Regions from separate parts of the Homo sapiens genome. Here region 1 is linked to region 2. Evidence: chromatin loops called from intact Hi-C (ENCODE). Cell type or tissue: gastrocnemius medialis. All regions are shown on one strand. Links, peaks and the distances in the headings refer to the core of each region. The heading gives the core; the rest is flanking DNA.

The links. Peaks named below come from ENCODE experiments on the same cell type or tissue, not always from the same donor. Only the 100,000 strongest peaks of a DNase experiment are listed, where the experiment ranks them.
Region 1: a loop joins it to region 2, with 2.5 times the contacts of the local background. A loop is called at or near these places in 1 of 110 quality-filtered maps.

The regions. Positions count from the first base shown.
Region 1 is chr11:115,297,555-115,300,054 of GRCh38, forward strand. All of the region lies in intron 1 of CADM1 (cell adhesion molecule 1), which reads right to left. Among named protein-coding and RNA genes, the nearest start is that of CADM1-AS1, 98 kb to the right of the region's middle. In gastrocnemius medialis, for the core only: no CTCF peak of the experiment used is centred there; a DNase peak (open chromatin) is centred at 1,277; H3K4me3 peaks cover 309 bases; H3K27ac peaks cover 937 bases.
Region 2 is chr11:115,157,544-115,172,448 of GRCh38, forward strand. CADM1 (cell adhesion molecule 1) reads right to left here. Exons shown (of 12, transcript NM_001301043.2): 12 at 11,693-14,905. Among named protein-coding and RNA genes, the nearest start is that of CADM1-AS1, 230 kb to the right of the region's middle. RefSeq lists an enhancer at 7,078-7,620. In gastrocnemius medialis, for the core only: CTCF peaks have their summits at 12,837 and 13,047; no DNase peak of the experiment used is centred there; H3K27ac peaks cover 389 bases.

The DNA.
Region 1 (2,500 bases), core at 1-2,500, 130 kb after region 2:
AAAATCATACATGTTGTGCTTCTGACACAGGCAGAGTATGCAATTCCTGAATCGTTACAGAATACATCTTTCTGAAATATTTCAGCATCCATTACTCTACTGAGATCAAGAAACTAATATATGTTCAATAGATTATCCTATGTGATCCAATGCATCCCTAAGGGCCAAGAACATGACACAAACTGTAAGCACCAAAATGGATTTAAAAGCCAAACACACTAAAGGATGGTGAATTTGAGAAATGCAGGTAAATTGTGCATGAGTAGACAGAACACTGGGGTTTAAGAATAACTAACTCTTGGTTATGTAGAAGAATGGAGAGCTGCACTAATGTGGAACAGCCAAAACGGCAGAGCTAAATGTCATTCATATTTACCTCTGGACTGCACTGCATGGTCCCTTAGAAGTAACATTGGCCTCTCATTTCTGCATAGTTTAAAATAAGAGTGGATTCTCTCATCACACAGAGGCAGAATATGCAGTTTGTGAATTGTTACAGATTCACCACCAACTGACAGGGATGTAGGTGGTAATTAGGGATTCTCATGGGAATAATTGTTGCCGTGAATAATCCACAAAGTAGAGACTTAGACACAAGTCTCAGCAATGCTACTGACACCCTTCTGTATTGGGCATGCCAATTTATCTCCTTGTCTTGGCTTCCTCATCTGAAACACAGAAACAATTTTAACACTTGTTATTTGTCTGGTAGGGATTTTAGGAACGTAAATAAGATGCTCTAAGAAGCTATGTGATTCACAGTAGCATCATTTCTTACTGAATCTCTTGACTGATTCTGGCTCTAAGGATAGAATGAGGAGAAGAAGAAAGGGAAGGAGGCAGGAAGAGAAAGACGATGAGACCCAGTCACTAGATCCTATTTTCATGGCTTGGGGCAGAGGTGAATGCCTCAGTAAATCACACTTTCAAAGACAGATGGTCCTCTTTAACAATAACTTCTCCTCCTAGTCACCACTTCATCTTGTAAGAGACTTTAGCTCCGTATGTTCATGAATCATTGATCCTGTTACAATTGTAATGACACAAATCTGAAAGATATGATGACATTTTACCAGCGTGGTGAGTTTTTGAGAAAGAGTTGGAAAGATGCAACATTTTAAGTTACAGGTTGGAAAATCAGCGAAGACACCATTGTTTTCCTATTTCCTTCTCTACAGTTTACAGTTACAAAGCTCACTCCCAACACACTTTAATTAGCCACTCACTGTCACGTGGTATTTACTAAATATAGAAGGATGAGGAGAATGGCTGGCTGCCCTCCTTCTCGGTTACAGTGGTTCTCTCTGCACTAGCTTTCCGTGAGCAGCCCTTTGCACCACCACTTGAAATCTCAATATTATAGCCCACTCTCTGATGTTACCTGAACACTGCCAGGTCAGACTCTCTCGGAATACTAATATCAAGAAGATCACCATGACATCTGCCTACTGTAGGTAACAATGACCAACCATAAAGGTAATCTTAAATTGGGTTCTCTTTCAAGATATCACTAACTCAAATTGCTTTTGTCATAGTTCTTTTCAAAAAAATATTTTCAATTTAGAACTGGAAGGAAACATGAAAGACTGGGCCTGACTGCCCGTGAAGTTCACTGCTATTGCAGTGCTAAATGGGCATAGACTGGGAAGACAAATGAAATAAGACAAATGCACACTCTCCCTTATGCTCAAGTACAGTATTTAATACAGCTGAACATGGCATTTATTTTTATCTTTGACAGAACCACAAATGGCCACTGACTTTATCTGCAGATGGGATATTCTCAAAAATATTTTCTCCCTGCCCCACAGGGAGAACAAATTTTTTTGTTTACCAGCAGTGAGAATTGGTGAACATGGTGTATGTACTTTTTCTCCCCTTCAACCATCATTAAAGATTAAACATCAGTAACTCAATAAATTCTAGAAATAACAGCTGAAAATGCATGAGAATGGCAAGACCAGACACCAATACGCATCATGGTGGAAAGATGTTTAAAAGGTATGTCCTGTAAATTAGGAGATATTTATATAGTATATAGAATCTCAAAGTTGCACTGCTTTATTATTTTGAAATCCATTCTTATATTCCTGCAGAGTTTTGCAGTCTGACCTATTTGTCTTAAGGTTGGACTCCATTATACATTCTTAAGAAGCAGAAGCAAGACGGAGATGGCCTTGAAAATCACCATCAACATTGTAATCAGTCTCTTTGATAGAGGTGATACAGAGCACTGACACTTTAGCCGCCATTTTCTCTTAAAATGGTATTCTCATTCATTTGAAGACAGAAGCAGAGGACCCTGCCTTGAATTTGCAATGTTTAAAAATGGGAGAAATACACTATTTGATTCAATGTTCAGACATTAACAAAGTGCATTCAAGGAATCTAAATCAGAAAAAAAGGAAAGAAAACTTAGTTTGTAGTAATCTTTCCATAAAAGCATCCAAAATTCCTTTCTGATTGAAAACTGTGATTTCAGATTAGCTACTCTAAATGT
Region 2 (14,905 bases), core at 11,678-14,177:
TCAATCAGTCTCCCTCACCCTGGCAAACAATTCTGAGAGGCAATTAGGTGAGAGTGGAAGGGGGACTGGGGAGGGAAGCCAAGAAAGGGGTGCTTGGGGAGGGCTCCTAAGAGATGGGGCCCAGGGCTCTGGCCATAACCCTTTCCTGCTATTCCTGAGATCAGAGATTAGGACATGGAGGGGTGTCACAGTATCACATCTGGGATCCACAAAGCCTCTGTGCTTCTGTCCTGGGAAGCTCTGACCCAGACCACAAGGTATGGCCAGTGAAGTTCAGGTGGGGTGCCGTCCTCTCCTGGCACACAGTATGTGCTTCTAACATGGCTGACGTTCTGGCCCTTTATGCAGGGGCTTTGGCTGTTTTTCCCGCCCCATCCACCCTGATGGGGACTTGGTGAGTCCTAGGGAGTGGGCAGCACAGTTGAGCATCTCTCCCCTGCAGTCCTGCTCTGCATTGCAGATGGGAATCAGGAAGGAGTTCCGGAAGGACATTTCCAGGATTGCAAGTGTTGCCTTTCATTGGCTGTATTCTCTGACCTCCTCCTGGAGTTCACAAGGTACAGGGGAGGAAGGGCTGCTGACCACCGTCCGCCAGAGACAGCACTCTGGGTAGCAGAGCCCTGGGCACTGGTTCTCTGCCATCTGCAACCCTCATTCTGGATGTGAGCTGAGCAGCAGCTGCCTTCTGGAAGCTTCAATTGTAGCCCACGCCTCACAGAGGGAAGCAGTGCAAGAGTGGGGATGGCTCAGCGCTGGACAGTCCCCTTCAGGACTGAGGCAGCAAAGCAGTTCCAGGGACTCCCTGGGTCCACTGCCTGGGAAATCAATTGGGTCACCCTTGGTTTTGAAGAGGCGTGAGCCTGTCATGAGTATCCCAGACGCAAGCACCCTACCCTTGTCTTATTTATTTGTTTTACTTTCCCCATGAAAATGTAAGCTTCCTGAGAGCAAGAACTTCTTTAAAAACAAACAAACAAACAAAAAACACTCTGTCTCCCTAGCACTTAGAAAAGTGCTGGGCACAAAGCAGATTTCAATAAAATCATTCACCAAATGAAGGCATGAATAGGGAAGCATTATTATTCTATTCCAGCCTCATTTTACAGATGATGAAACTGAGATAAAGACGGGTTCATGAACTCACCCTAAGGATCCCTCCTAGCCTTAGGCTTTTGGGGAAGATGTGCTTACCAACAACCCTTACTCCCTGGAAGTTCTTCTGCTAGTCTGACTCGCTTCCTTCCTAATACAAGCATGGCTCATTTCCACCAGTGAAGTTCAGCTGAGAAACACATTCATCTGGAGTCCCTTGAAGTGAAGTGAACGTTTCCAGGTGAGGCTGCCATCTTGGAGGGAGGTTCCTCACCCCTTACTGGAAAGTCGCTGGTAGTAATAAGAACTGCCTCCACTATACATCTGTCTTTTTCTGCATGGAAGGGGAGGGCGCCTTTAAATTACTTTAGCTATAGATCTCACAATTACTTTCCCTCTCTCTAATTTGGATGTTAATGTATTAGCTGCAGCTTTGCCTTCTAGGCTAGAAATTGTTTTTCCCCCGCCCTGAAATTATACATCCAGATAGAGTAGTGTTCATTAAAGTAAGATTAGGAGAGGATAATATGTGAGAGGTATGTAATCTTTTGCAAATGGTTAGTAAATTGGAACTACCCCAATTACAATCTTGTTCATCACACAGGGCTGAATTACTCTGCCTGGGACGGGAGTCTCAGCCACAGCTCTGCTCAGCTCACATTTCATAAATATTGTATACACATGATATTCTCAGCCATCTGCTTCGCAGGTCGCTGGGCACGTTTTCTGACTTTCTGGTTGACTGCAGAGAGTGACAGGGCAGGGCGGCCATCCTGTGTGTTTACCTCAAAGCCCAGTGAGGCTGGCCTTCCCCTGGGGCTCTCCTGATAGCATATGCCTCAGGCTCGATGCCATGGACACACACCAGGCTCGAGGGCATCCTCTTTGCCCCCACTAAGGCCTTGCCACGGCCCCCAGGGTCTTCCCAAGCAGCGACCTGGGAGGTGTGCCTTGGGCTGTCCCTGAAGGGTCCATCTCTAGAAGGAACTTGGAGGCGGATAAAGGTGATTTAGAGAACCTGCCTCACTTCCTGGCTCAGGGTGGCTGGGAACTGGGCAGTGCCCTGGGTTGGCTGTGAGGTCCAGCTTCTGCCTCTCATGGGCAGATGGTCTGAGAGCATGGAGGGTGCGCCCTGCTTCTTACAGGTGTTCTGCTCAGCATCAGTGGCTGGGTCCATCTCTTCCTCCTACTCCTTGGATCTGACCAGAGCAGCTCCCTCTAAACACTTTGTTTCCCTAAAAGCTCATTTCTTTCCAAGAGAGAATGAAAGATGTGACTAAGAGCGAGGACCTTGGACTCAAAGTATCTGGGTTTAAATCTCTCCCTGCTATTTTTTTTTTTTTTTTTTTTGAGATGGAGTCTCGCTCTGTCACCCAGGCTGGAGTGCAGTGGCACGATCTCGGCTCACTGCAAGCTCCGCCCCCCGGGTTCATGCCATTCTCCTGCCTCAGCTTCCCATGTAGCTGGAACTACAGGCGCTCGCAACCAAGCCCAGCTAATTTTTTATATTTTTAGTAGAGACGGGGTTTCACCATGTTAGCCAGGATGGTCTCAATCTCCTGACCTCGTGATCCGTCTGCCTCGGCCTCCAAAGTGCTGGGATTACAGGCGTGAGCCCTGCCCTACTATGTACCAGTTGTGTGGTCCTGAACAAATAGCTTAGCCACTTTGTGCTTGGGTTTCCCCATCTGTAAAATGGGTAATAATTGTATCTATCCCATAGGGTTGTGCTGAGTTAATACTTAGAACTGCAACTGTCATACTGTAAATGCTCAGTAAAGGTTTGTCATTATTTCGTTGCAAAGATATCTTGGCTTTCTTCCTGCTGATTGCAGCATCTCCAGAAGACAGCATGCCAGAGAACGTGTGCTAGATGCGAGCTCTAAGCAGGAGGGAACCAGACAAAGACAAAGGGCTGGATCATTTTAAGTGTTAACAGTGTGCTCAGCACCATGTTTAATGGAGGTTACTTTATCCCATTCTCACAGTTTTTTGAAGCGTATATATTATTATGCCCACTGTACAGATGAGGAAGGTAAGGCTCAAAGCTTTTTGAAAAACAGACTTCCTGCTTCTGCCTTGTTTGAAATTTCCAGTTTGCCATTTGTTTTAGGATAAAATCCCAAATCCTTAACCTGGCCCATAAAATCCTCCATAATCTGATTCTAGCCCACCTTCTTGTTCACCCCTGCTCACTCTCGGCACTCCTATCTTATCGGCCTGTTCGTCAACATCCTACACCCTTCCACTTCCAGGCCTTCGCAGAGGCTCTTTCTTCTCCTTGAACCTGACTTCTCCTTCCCTTTTTACCTAAACAATTCGTATTCATCCCTCAGGTCTCAACACTTCTCCAGAGAAGTCTTCCTTGAACTGACAACCTCCAACACCCCCATCCCCACCTCCTAGATAAGGCTCCACTCACATATGACTTCACAGTAACCCATGGCTTCTTCATAGCACCTCTTACAACTGTAATGAAGTGCTCAACTGTGTGTGTTGTTTGTCTTACTAGAATGCAAGCCCCATCAGGACAGGGTCTGTGTTAGTCAGGAGAGACTGGACTCTGTGGTGGAAACATAAATCCCAAATCTTATGTTTCTCCCTCATGTAACGTGTCCTGTGGGGTTGAGCAAAGGCTTCTGCTCCACCTTGTCACTCAGAGATCCAGGACAGGGGAGGATTCAGTACCTTGTGTCTGCACCGTGTGGAACATTGACATTTTCAGTGGCTGCAGCAAGGCAAGGGAAACATTGGGGAATCATGTGGGCATAGGTAAAATGCAGGTGCAGCACAGAAAGGAGGCACGCACTCTGCCCAACTGCAAGGGGGCTGAGACCTACAGAGGAGCAGGTGGATTATTTGATCCGCCATAGGGTCTTAACCAACGTGTTCCCTTGTGTGTTCTCCATGTCTAGCACATTGCTTGGCACATAGTAGGAGCCCCAGAATATCAGCTGAATGAATGAGCGTGCCAACATAAGTCTATCCAGATCGCGTAGCCAGCACATGGTGATGGAGGTGGGCTTTGGACCACGATCCTCCTATTTGCAAAATCTTTGGCCTTTGCACTCTACCTTGTAGTCACTCCTGATTTATGGAATGCCTTTTTTCCTCCCCATGTAGAGAACAGAATATCATGCATTTAGCCACTTAATAGATTTGTTTTTCCTGATGAAGGTGATGAAAGTTGCATGTCCTCCAATCAGCCTTGCAATCAGCCATTCATCCACTCACCCAAGACAAGTGGCAATTCAAAAGCAGCTAACATTTCTTAAGTGCCTACTGTGTGCCAAGTGTGTGATTCCAGCTAAGGCACACAAAAGCTTGGTGAGGTGAGTGCTGTGTTTCCTGCTTTGCAGATGAAGACACTGACACTGGGAGTGAAGCCTGGACCCAGATGCAGGTCTGCTGGCTGAAGTCCAGAGCTCTTCCCCCAGAGCAGTCAGTGGCTGTTACAGTGGAGCAGGCATCGGAATCACCTAGAGGACCAGAGCAAATGCAGATGGCTGGGCCTTGCTCTAGTTTTCATTCAGTAGAAGTGGCGGGAGGAGGGGGGGGTGGCCTGAGAATCTGCATTTTTAATGCACTCTCAGGTGACACCAGGTGGCAGGCCCAGTGCCTATGTTTTGAGAATGGCTTCCCTACAGCATGCTGCCTGGGGAGGGTGAGGAGGGTTTCCTCTGTTAACTGGGCTCTGGTGTCGTGGCTGGAGGAGCTTGGGGGTCAGGAACATAACATCTCGGGTGGCTGGTATTTGGTCCTCCTCTGTGAGGCTGCCTGCAATCGAAGTCTGTAAAATGAAGGGGTTGGACGGGATGAGCTCTGGGGGTGCTCTGCAGATCTGACAGGCTGTGTTCTGTGATTGGATGAGCGAAACCAAAGCTACAGATTCCATTTAAGTCTCTTCCTAGGTGGGAAGTGCTACAGACTAAAGATTTTATAACAATAGATACCCAGGGAAGTCAAGGAGTTATCGAGTAGCCACTGTGTGCTCAGCATATTGGAGGGCTGTGGGGAATCCAAGACAAGTGTATGATATGACCCTGCTACTCCAGGTACCAACAGCCTGGTTGTGCAGACAAAACACACACTGGAAACAATGAGAGAAAAACGTGTCAGTATATAACCAAGTGCTAATTGGCGTGAACCTGGTTAGGAGCTACCTATGGGGTTTAGGGAGCCCCAGGGGGAAGGTAAGCCTCCTGGAACCTAAGAGTTTGAGAACCTATAACTAATATTTGTGTACAGCACAGTATTTTAACCCACGTGAGCCCCATGGCAAGGTGTGAGGTGGACATTTTAAAGATGAAGAAACAGACTCAGAGACTTGCCCAAAGTCAACTTTTATTAAGTAAAGAAATTGGGATTTGAACCCCAGCCTGCTGATAACAGAGCCCTTGCTCTGCAAAAGGTATGGGAGGTGAAGCAAGGGAGAAGGGAGGGACAAGCAAAGACGTGCCAGGTGCATTCCATCTAGGCCATGTGCAGAGGCTTGGGTGAGATGAGTTGGCAGAGAGGTTGGGTGAGCAAAGTGAATGTCAACTTGATAGATCTGAAAAGCCGCCCTGGGATCCTTGAGTACAATGAAAATACTAAAATCATGGAATGGGTACAAGGAGTGTTTTATTAGGTTGGTTCAAAAGTAATTGTGGTTTTTGTCACTTAAAAAATGTCATGGCAAAAAACGCAGCTGCTTCTGCATCAATCTAATACACCGCTAACACTTTCGTCTCATCCAGGGATGTTTGTGGGGAGTGGCCAGTGTTCAGATACATCCGTGCACAGTAGCAGAGTTACTCCAGATCCTGGAGGCTCTGAGTCTCCACCACATCTCTCCAGGCCACTGATGGTCCAGACATCTTTGTGTGAATTAGAAAAAAAGATATCCCTTCCTCCAAGAAGTTGCAACTCCATGTCAGGACACAAAGCTTGGCTAGAGGGTAGGCTGGATCAGTGTCCGCATCCATCCCTGTGCACCCCTTTGATCCTGTAGCTTGGTCAATTCCTAAGTCTGTACCGCTGCATCTTGTAGGCTTGTGTCCCTACCACTGTGTGTGCATGCACGTCCACACCACACACACACACGCACACAAAGGAGTATGCATAAACCAACACCCTCTCCTTGCCCCAGGGAATTCTTTACTTGTGGGGTAGGGATACCAGAAACCTGTGTGACTTCAAGCTGTTTCATTTCCTACTTCCCAGAAGGCTTTTTAACAGAATTTCTTCTAAGAGGGTTTGCTGGCTGGGCTGGAAGCAGCTACAAGAATGAAATCCACAAGGTCAGGGAGAAGCAGAGCAGGTGATGCTGTATGTATCTGACTCTAGGAATACAGTAACAAAGGAGATGGTGCAGGGAGGCACCAAGTCAAGGGCAGATGAGGCTTGGGAGGCTCTCCCCTCCCCCATCAGACTGTTAACATGGAATACAAAGCTCAAGTCTTTATTACCAGAAAAAAAAAAAAAAATAACAGTAGGAGAAGAGTGGGAGCCAGTAAGAGGGGAGAGAAGAGAGAGCCACATGCTGAAATCAATACCGCCCAGGACAAGCATTATCCCATGTGGAACACCTCAAGCCTCTGCCTAGAAAATTTGATTGGATCTTCAGAAAAACCTATTAGTGTGTTGTCAGGACCTTCTGGTGATAACTGACCAGCTCTCGCCAATCGATGCTCTTCACTTGTGGAGCTCCTGATTTTTTAACAGCATAATAGTTTTTTTAATAATGGGCTGGCTCACCCACTCCAGCAAGCAGGGAGTCAAAGTCAGACTCCCAACTTAAAATATAGAGAAACCCGATGCTCCAGCCACTTCTTCCTAATTGCACAATTACTTTATGAAGCACCAGGGATGGAAGGCTACAGTGGGGAGGGGCGGGGGGGGAGGTGTGTGGCTTTTTTTCAGTGAAGCGAGGTTGTTAAGAAAAGTCACAGAAGTAATTACACAAGTCAAAATTATTTACTAAATGAAAGCCATTCTTCACCAAGGAACCTTTATTTATTTTTTTATAAAGGAAAAAGGCAAAAATTGGATGATCCCAGGATGGTGAGGACATCATAAAGCAACAATGGAATTAGTCATCAATTATTACAGCTTTTTAATTTTCAACTCAAGAGAGGGCAACCCATACTTTCCTTAGGGTTTTAAAACAGCAGTATTTTTGCTCTTTACCGCGCCTTGGATCTGAGATGTCAAAGTACTTTACAAACAAATACCTCCAAACACTTTGGGATTGAGGCTTTTTACAGATGGAGAGCAGGGCCCAGGGAAGAAGCGATTTGCCCAAGGTCACGGCTGAATCAGAGGCACAGCTGGAAACACTACTCATGAATACTGGCTCCTGGAGTCGGAGCTCATCAACACCAGCCTGCCACCTCCCACACACACCAAAACAAAACCCCAAAGCCGGAAAACAGCAGCAGGAAGAAAAGTCACCTGCCCTCCACAGCCCAGGGTGTCCACACTGACAATTTGCTGTACACATTGGAAGCTGGGTGTGCAGGTCAGATATCTCTACAGATTGCCATTGCTGGACCCAGGAGAATCAGTCATTAATGAAAGCTGAAAGTGCACTCTGCATATTTGGGCAGATCAGCTTTCCATCCTGAACCCCCAGGTGTATATGTCAGAATTCTGGGCTTCCAGGAGGCGTTGATGGTTCATGCGACAGTTTGCTCTGCCTACGTGGCAGGTCTGGTTCTTTTCTGTGGTGGCTCCCTCCAGAACTTGCTCTACGTGCTCAGAGTTGCAGTGCAAGATTCAGAGAAGACACAGTTAACAAGAGAGGGAGAGAAAGAGGAAAAGAAAAGAAGGAAGACAGAGGAGAGACTGCTTTGAAACCTGTGCAGGCCCTAGAACCTCTTTTTGTGAAGCCTCCATTCCACACTATGTCACATACATTACAGTCCCACGTTGAATACAGTTTCTGATTATTTACCAGTTACGTTAGGTTGCAGTTTGCTGATGACAACGTTATGGTTTTGTAGATATTTAATTAAACATTTAATACATTTGATTTTACAGTTTTCTTGCCTTCCCTGGATTTTAGAGCTCATATATATACATTTTTTTCTTTCCAGGTCTCAGATATGTTCACAGGCTCTTGAAATGTTTCTATGGCATAGGCACTGTGCTTTCTGACCTTAATGGATAAAACAGCTTAGAGAGATAGGAGAAGGGAGACGTGGGGAAAAAATGATGTTGACGATGACAGAGCAAGAAACAAAATTTTAAAAACCAAACCCAAACAAAAATTTAACGAAGCATACAGAGGGAGTTCTCAAAACTTTAAAATTGCTGGTTAGAAAGAAAAAGGAGACCCAGGGCTTACCAAGATATTTCTAGGAAAGAGACAGACACTTGAAAGACCCATCCAACCACGGATGAAAAAAAATCTCTCTCTTATTATTCAATAATTTATTGAGCACAGGGCCAGATACTGCACTTGGCTTCGGAGATACAGAGCTGGATCAGATACAGTCTCTACTCTCAAGGAATTTACTGTTTTTATTGAGGGAGACAGAAAGGTAAACAAACAGTTCAGATATGTGATAAGGACACAAATTGAGGTAAGCATGAGGAATTGAAAAAGCACAGAGAAGCAACCCGAAGGATGCAGAGACATTCTCAAAAGGAAGAGGACACCCCTGAATATTCAAAGGCACAGAGGTGGGATAGGGTAGGGGCCAGGGGCCAGGGGCAGTGGAGGATCACGGGGTGACACTGAAAGTCCAAACTGAATTGATGGCAGATTGTGAGGATTTGGATTTAGGCTGCAGTCAAAGGTTAACCAGGAGTGGTTCCCTGGCAAGGGAGGGACTGGTGATGGGGCTGGGGAAGGAGGAGGGGAAGCCAGTCCAGAGGCTGCCACATTCTTTTGTTTGAAGGTAAAGGGCCTGGACCAGGTGAGTGACATGGAAATGATGCATTCAGGTCAAGTTTGATAAGCATTAGGGGGGCAATGGGCAGGAATTGCTAACCACTGGAGGCAAATAACCCAGGTTTCCAGTTTGGGAGACTGATCATGCTATTAAATCAGATGGAATATAAAGGAAGAAGTAAGTTTGGAGGAAGCTTTTCATTTCCCCAAGCCTCAGGATCCTAAAGCGGGTGCCATGCTAGGGGGGATGATGTCCCAAAGATTCCCCCGAAAAGTTGCTGGGAAAACCCAGCAAACACTTATTGGGTGTAGGGACACAGAGTCCGGATAGGTTACGAGTTTCCTTTCGGGTCCCTCTAGCCAAGACAGAAACACAGCTCTAGAAGCCCAACACTAGAAATCTGTTCATTCTGCCTCAGAAGAAAGGGGCTTGAAGTGAATAGAGACAGGGAGGGGGTGTGATAGATACTGCTAAGGCCACGTGGAGTGCAGGGCGGAGGCTCTGCTGTGATTCATGGTTGAAGGGAGTTTATTGGAAGTTAGCTAATAAAAGCTCCCAGCTATACTCAAGCATCTGTGTTCTCCCTGGCTGGCAACACACCCTACATAATAGTTGGTGTGATGGCAGAGTCGAGTGGAGACACAAATATCTATCCATCACACCAAATTCATTGGGTTAAACTCCCATCACCCAGAGCTGACCCTTTCCTTCCGGAGGAAGTAATGAGCTAGAAATAAGTGCTATCGGAAGCTGAGTCTAAGTAAATCTGTAATCACAGACATTTCAAACGGTAGCTTCCTTCAGTTTGGGCTTTTCAAACAGATGGATACTCTACCATGAAATTGCCAAGATTAAAAAGAGAACACTAGTTTAACACACATGGCTGGGGAAATGGCCGGGGCCATCTACAGAGCAGGATTCCCACATCTTGGCCAGAGACTTGCTCGGCATTCATGGGAGGTAAACAGCCCCAAAGAAAAGCAACTGCATTTCTTTCTTGGTCTTCCATGTTGGCAGAGGGGAGACAAATGAGGACACTCTGGTTTGGGGATGGCATGAATGAACCACACATGTCCATAAATAAACCCGGAGCCCTCCAAACACACTGCTTGTTTGTTCACACAAAAGCCAGCCTGGCAGCCCTCTGGCCCAGCCATGTTCACAGTTGGATCCTTAACGCACTGTGAGTGTTCAATCAAACTTTTAGTGGTGAAACTCTGGGAGCAGAAAGCCAGCTAAGCCCAAATGGTCCCTTTGCTTTTCCATCTTTTGTGGCTGCCTGGCTGTGCTCTTACGGGTTTTGTTGTCAACAAACTCCTGGCTTGCCTTTGAGCACTCCAAATTATTGAAAATGACTACAGCTTAAGACTGGCAGGATGATTGTTAAAAACAGCCCTGGCATTAATCATAGCTTAAGAGCTTTTGGAAAATGATTCTAATTCAGAAGGGGTGGCTTACAAAGAGCCTTGTCGAAAGTGAAGCAGACATCAAATTCTGAAAGGCAAAAAGCCTCCTTGGTACCCACACCTGGCTTCTTCTGCAATCCAGTTGGCAGAACTGCATGGGGGGCACGGCTTACCCCACCAGCTCACCCCATCTGAGACCACCTTGGGTTTTGCCCACGAGTCCTGTATCACCCCTACCTCTGATATGGGGACCTTGAGATGGGAGAGACTTCAGGGAGCACCAGCAGTTACAGTCTTCCTGGCAGTCCTGGGACTAAGGAAGAGGTGGCCTTGTTTTCTGTCAACAGTTGGCATGCCTTAGACCAGTGCTAAAATAAGCTGTGTGCATAGAGGCAGCTGCGTAGGCAAACACATGGTCAGCATTTGCAAGGAGCCAGGCAGGGCGACGAGCTAATACTTCTGCCTTTTGCCTGCCTGGCACAACAAAGGAGAATGATTTTTGCCATCAGCATTCTCCCTATCACGGAATCATTGCACAATTTAGTATGATTAATGGTTTCCATTTAGGAGAAGCTGAGAATGAAAACAGTGGGGGAGTGGTGGCACTCGCTGGGGGTGTCTGCGGGTGATACTAGAGTGAAAGGGAGAGAGAGCTGGCCGTTGCCTGCCAGCCTGTATCTTCCAACCTTTACTTCCAGGCACGACTGGGGAGACACGGTGGGGCAGAGACACATGGCTTTTGACATGCTTTTGCAGAAACAGTCTGAAAGCTGCAAACTTGTGAGGCACTGTTTGCTGTTTCATTCTTGCATCCTTCCCAATGTTTGTGACTGTGAAGCCACTCCCTTTTACCTGCCAAAGGGAGTGCCAATCCCAGAAGTTCCTAACTAAGGGCTGGGGCTGAGAGTGGTCAGGGCACAGTGATGAGGATAGTGGAACTAACTACACCACTTCTTGACATTCCTGATGGCCACGCGGGGATGCCACACAGGGAGGGAAGGACCCCACCCATGTGCTGGGACTGTAGGGGTGGCCTCCAACGTAGCCGTCTGTCTCTGGAGCACCCAGCTGGTGGTAGACCTAGTCTCAGCTCTCATCGGGTGGCTTTCCTGGGAGTTCTTCTTCTCCCCTCAGTAGCATCCTTTTATTTCCACTTCTGTAGGCTTCTTTTTGGGTCTCACGGCTGCTGCAGGTGAGTGGTGAGACAAAAGGTGCCATAGCCAGGGACTTGTGGGTGCTGATGGAAACCAACCAGGAAAACACAGAGAATTCAAAAGGGTCTGCATTTTTTTTTTTTTTTTTTTTTTTTTTTTTAAGGCATAGCCTTTGTAACTGAAGCCAGATAGAGAGAAAATTGGTGATCTTGGCTGGGGCTAACGTGACTCAAGGCCCTTCTCGATGCATTGGTGTCTCTGCAAGGAAATCTATTATTTTCCATAAACTGTCTTAAGCATCTCCCGGGCTACATTTCTGGCTGTGTTAAGAATCAAGCCATCAAGAACAGCTGTGAATGTTATACAATTTCAGCAGCAGCAATGGGCTTTGGCAGGGAAGTAGGAGCAAAAAACCCAAGTAGGACATTTCAGTTGACAGTAATGGCATTTTCCCTTCCTTGTCCAAACGATAAAAGATTCATGTTCCTAATTGCAACACTATAGCTGCCCTCATCACTTTATTCTGGGAGAGGAGGTTAGAGAAAACAGGCCTAGAGAGAGGGAGAGAAAGAGAAAGAGAGAGAGATGGATAGTAATTTCGTCACTAGCTAACAGAGACTGATTAGTGCAGAAGATTCCCTTCCATAGCAATACTTTTTAATCAGGTCTGCTGTGTCTGGGCAAACAGCTTTTGTGGATTAGCTAGACTTGCACTTGCCAGCATCCATTGCAGGTTTAAACGATGAAATACACAACTACAGAGAAAACAAACCAAAAAGAGTAATAAAGTCACACATTTCAATATTCAGCAACCATTAAGGGATTTAAATATTTGCTTGCTATTAAAGGCCTGCATTAGGCTCTTCCAACACCAGCTCTGGAAGACTGAAATATCAATTACGGATCAATTTTCCCCCTAAGTAAACACTAATGCAGGATAAACAGTATTAGAAGATGCAATCGTAACATTGCTGACTTCAGGATGGACTTCCTGCTGGTAACAGCAAGTTTAAGCCTGGTGATTAATTAACCTGAGAAGATAGCACTTAAGGAAGATTTGAGGCGGTCACGTCTGAAATATGACTGTGAGCCTGTGCACGTCTGGAGGGCAGCTGAAGTCCCGGGCCCAGAGAACCGGTTGATTTGCCCCTCAGTAGTGGTTCTCACCTTCCCCAGATCAACACTTCGAAGGATTAGGAGGGAGTAAAATGGGAGGCGCAGGTAGGTGTGCATGTGTGTGAGAGAAAAAGCAGTAGACAATGTCAGGTTCCTTGTTGGAATACATTCTGCATTTCAATAGGCAAGGCTCGAGTTGTATTTCCCAGCACTGACCACCAGGGGCAGTAGACATTTTATGTTTTTTGGGAATGAAAAAAATAAATAAAAACATAAAAATGAAACAAAGTTTCCTGTGTACTGAAGAGGCTGGAAGCTGAGGTTTGGAACACCTGAAAACAGAGAAGATTCTTGCTTTCAGGTCTCAGTTCAGGGATGCTCATGTGTAATGATGTGAGTGTTGGGTGGGGGGTGGTGGGGGGGGACTGAATCCTGCAGTTCCTATTAGAGGCACATTTCAACATTTTGAGATAAACACAGATAAGGCAAGGACTATAGTTTGCATTTTTAAAAGAGGCCATATTGCATTCTGAAGGCCCCTCACAATATATGATAGCAATACTAAGGCTTTGCTTGGCCATTACCCAAAATGATATTCCCTGATACTATTCCAGTGGGTCCTTGAGAATGATAGGGCCAATCGCTCTAAACTCAGGACTGGCTGGCTTGTCCCTTCACGGCCAACCTGAAAGCCACCTGTAGTAAGGATGGACATGCAAACATCAAGGTTTGAAATACAGCATCGGTGGCCCATTCAGATTAAGTGTAACGTAAGGCTCAGTCAGCCAGGTGCTCGACTCTTCTCCCTTTAATCAGCTGATACTTGCTGGGTGACTACTGCGTGCCTGACAGGAACTTTAATATGGTATTGACCTACAAGGTCATGGATGAGCCAAGAGTCCCTTCTTTCTTCTCCTGTACGGGGGGCCAGCGCTTCAAAAACTATACATGTATGGCTGTGAATACAAATTTCACCCTGAAGGAATGTGGCTGCCAGTTCTTCATGACAAAGGGCTGCGTATTTGGGATCCTGGCAAAAAGGTGTATTAATCTTGGGCATGATTTTATAATAAAACAAAAATACCTTCACTTAAGCAGGGTCTTTCTACCTGTAACACAGTGGCCACATGGTTTCTTTGAGGTTCTTGATGACAGAATCAAAGGAGCATTTCTCCATGGAGCAAGTCCACAGCGGTAAAAGAATTACATTTCAGGTAGACAGAGGACAGTGAAAGATTGCACCAATTAACACCCGCATATCACCTCAGGGTTCCAGTTGATGTATTTGGAGAATGCCAGGCCAAAACATTTGTGAAAACTCTCTGGGGGAAACGAGGGCCATTTTCACTCTCGTACGCACTCTTCTCAAATGAAGGAGTGGGCAACTTATCAAGATCCTTTGAGCGGGGACGGCTTCTAGCACCTTCTCATTTGCATACCCTGTGGAGCTCAAAAGGCAAATGTACAGCAGTCACCACCTCCTGTCTGCCTCAGCTCAAGGAACTTCTGGGACTTTTTTCTGTAGGGTACAGCTAAAGCTGGAGCCTCATGCTGCAGACAAGAGGGAGAGGGGTGGGGAGACTAAACATACTGCATGCCACGTGGCTTGGAATAAGTCTGCTAATGAATGGTGAAGAGAAAAGGGTCATTAAACCTTCTAAGTCGTGGTTTGCAAGGGCATGATGTGTCTATATGCAGAGGAGCCCTCAGAGCTCCCTCTGAGTAGTGACCGCTTCTTCGTAGCCCTGGGTAACCTTCTATCGTTTTAGTCACCATTTGCCTCTATCCTGTGACTGACATGTAATGAACAAGTAGTGTGTGTCTGGCACCTTTTTGGCTGAGCGCTGACTGCATATCTCACTGATCTTTCCTAACAACCTTCGAGGCTATGGTGATGTCCACCTTGCAGAGCAAGAGACTGAAGCCAGGTAGGCTGGGCTACTCACCCGAGGTTTCACTGCTACATGGTGGGACAGGGATCTGAATGCAGGCAGCCTCTCTCTAGTGTGTGCTTTTGATCCTTATTCTATCTCTCTGGGTCTTTTTATAGAGATGCAATGAATGAGTACTCCCTACTGCTCCTTGCCCTCTGGCAGAGGCTGGGAGAGGTCACTGAAGTATCGAGTCCTCTGCCCGGACTTTTCAGTACAGCCACAAGACCCATCCCACCCTGCACACGGAATTGCTTTCTTCTCCCCATACAAATCAGCAGGCTGGCTGGGCTTGTTGCCCTCTGTACTTTTGACTCACATTCCTT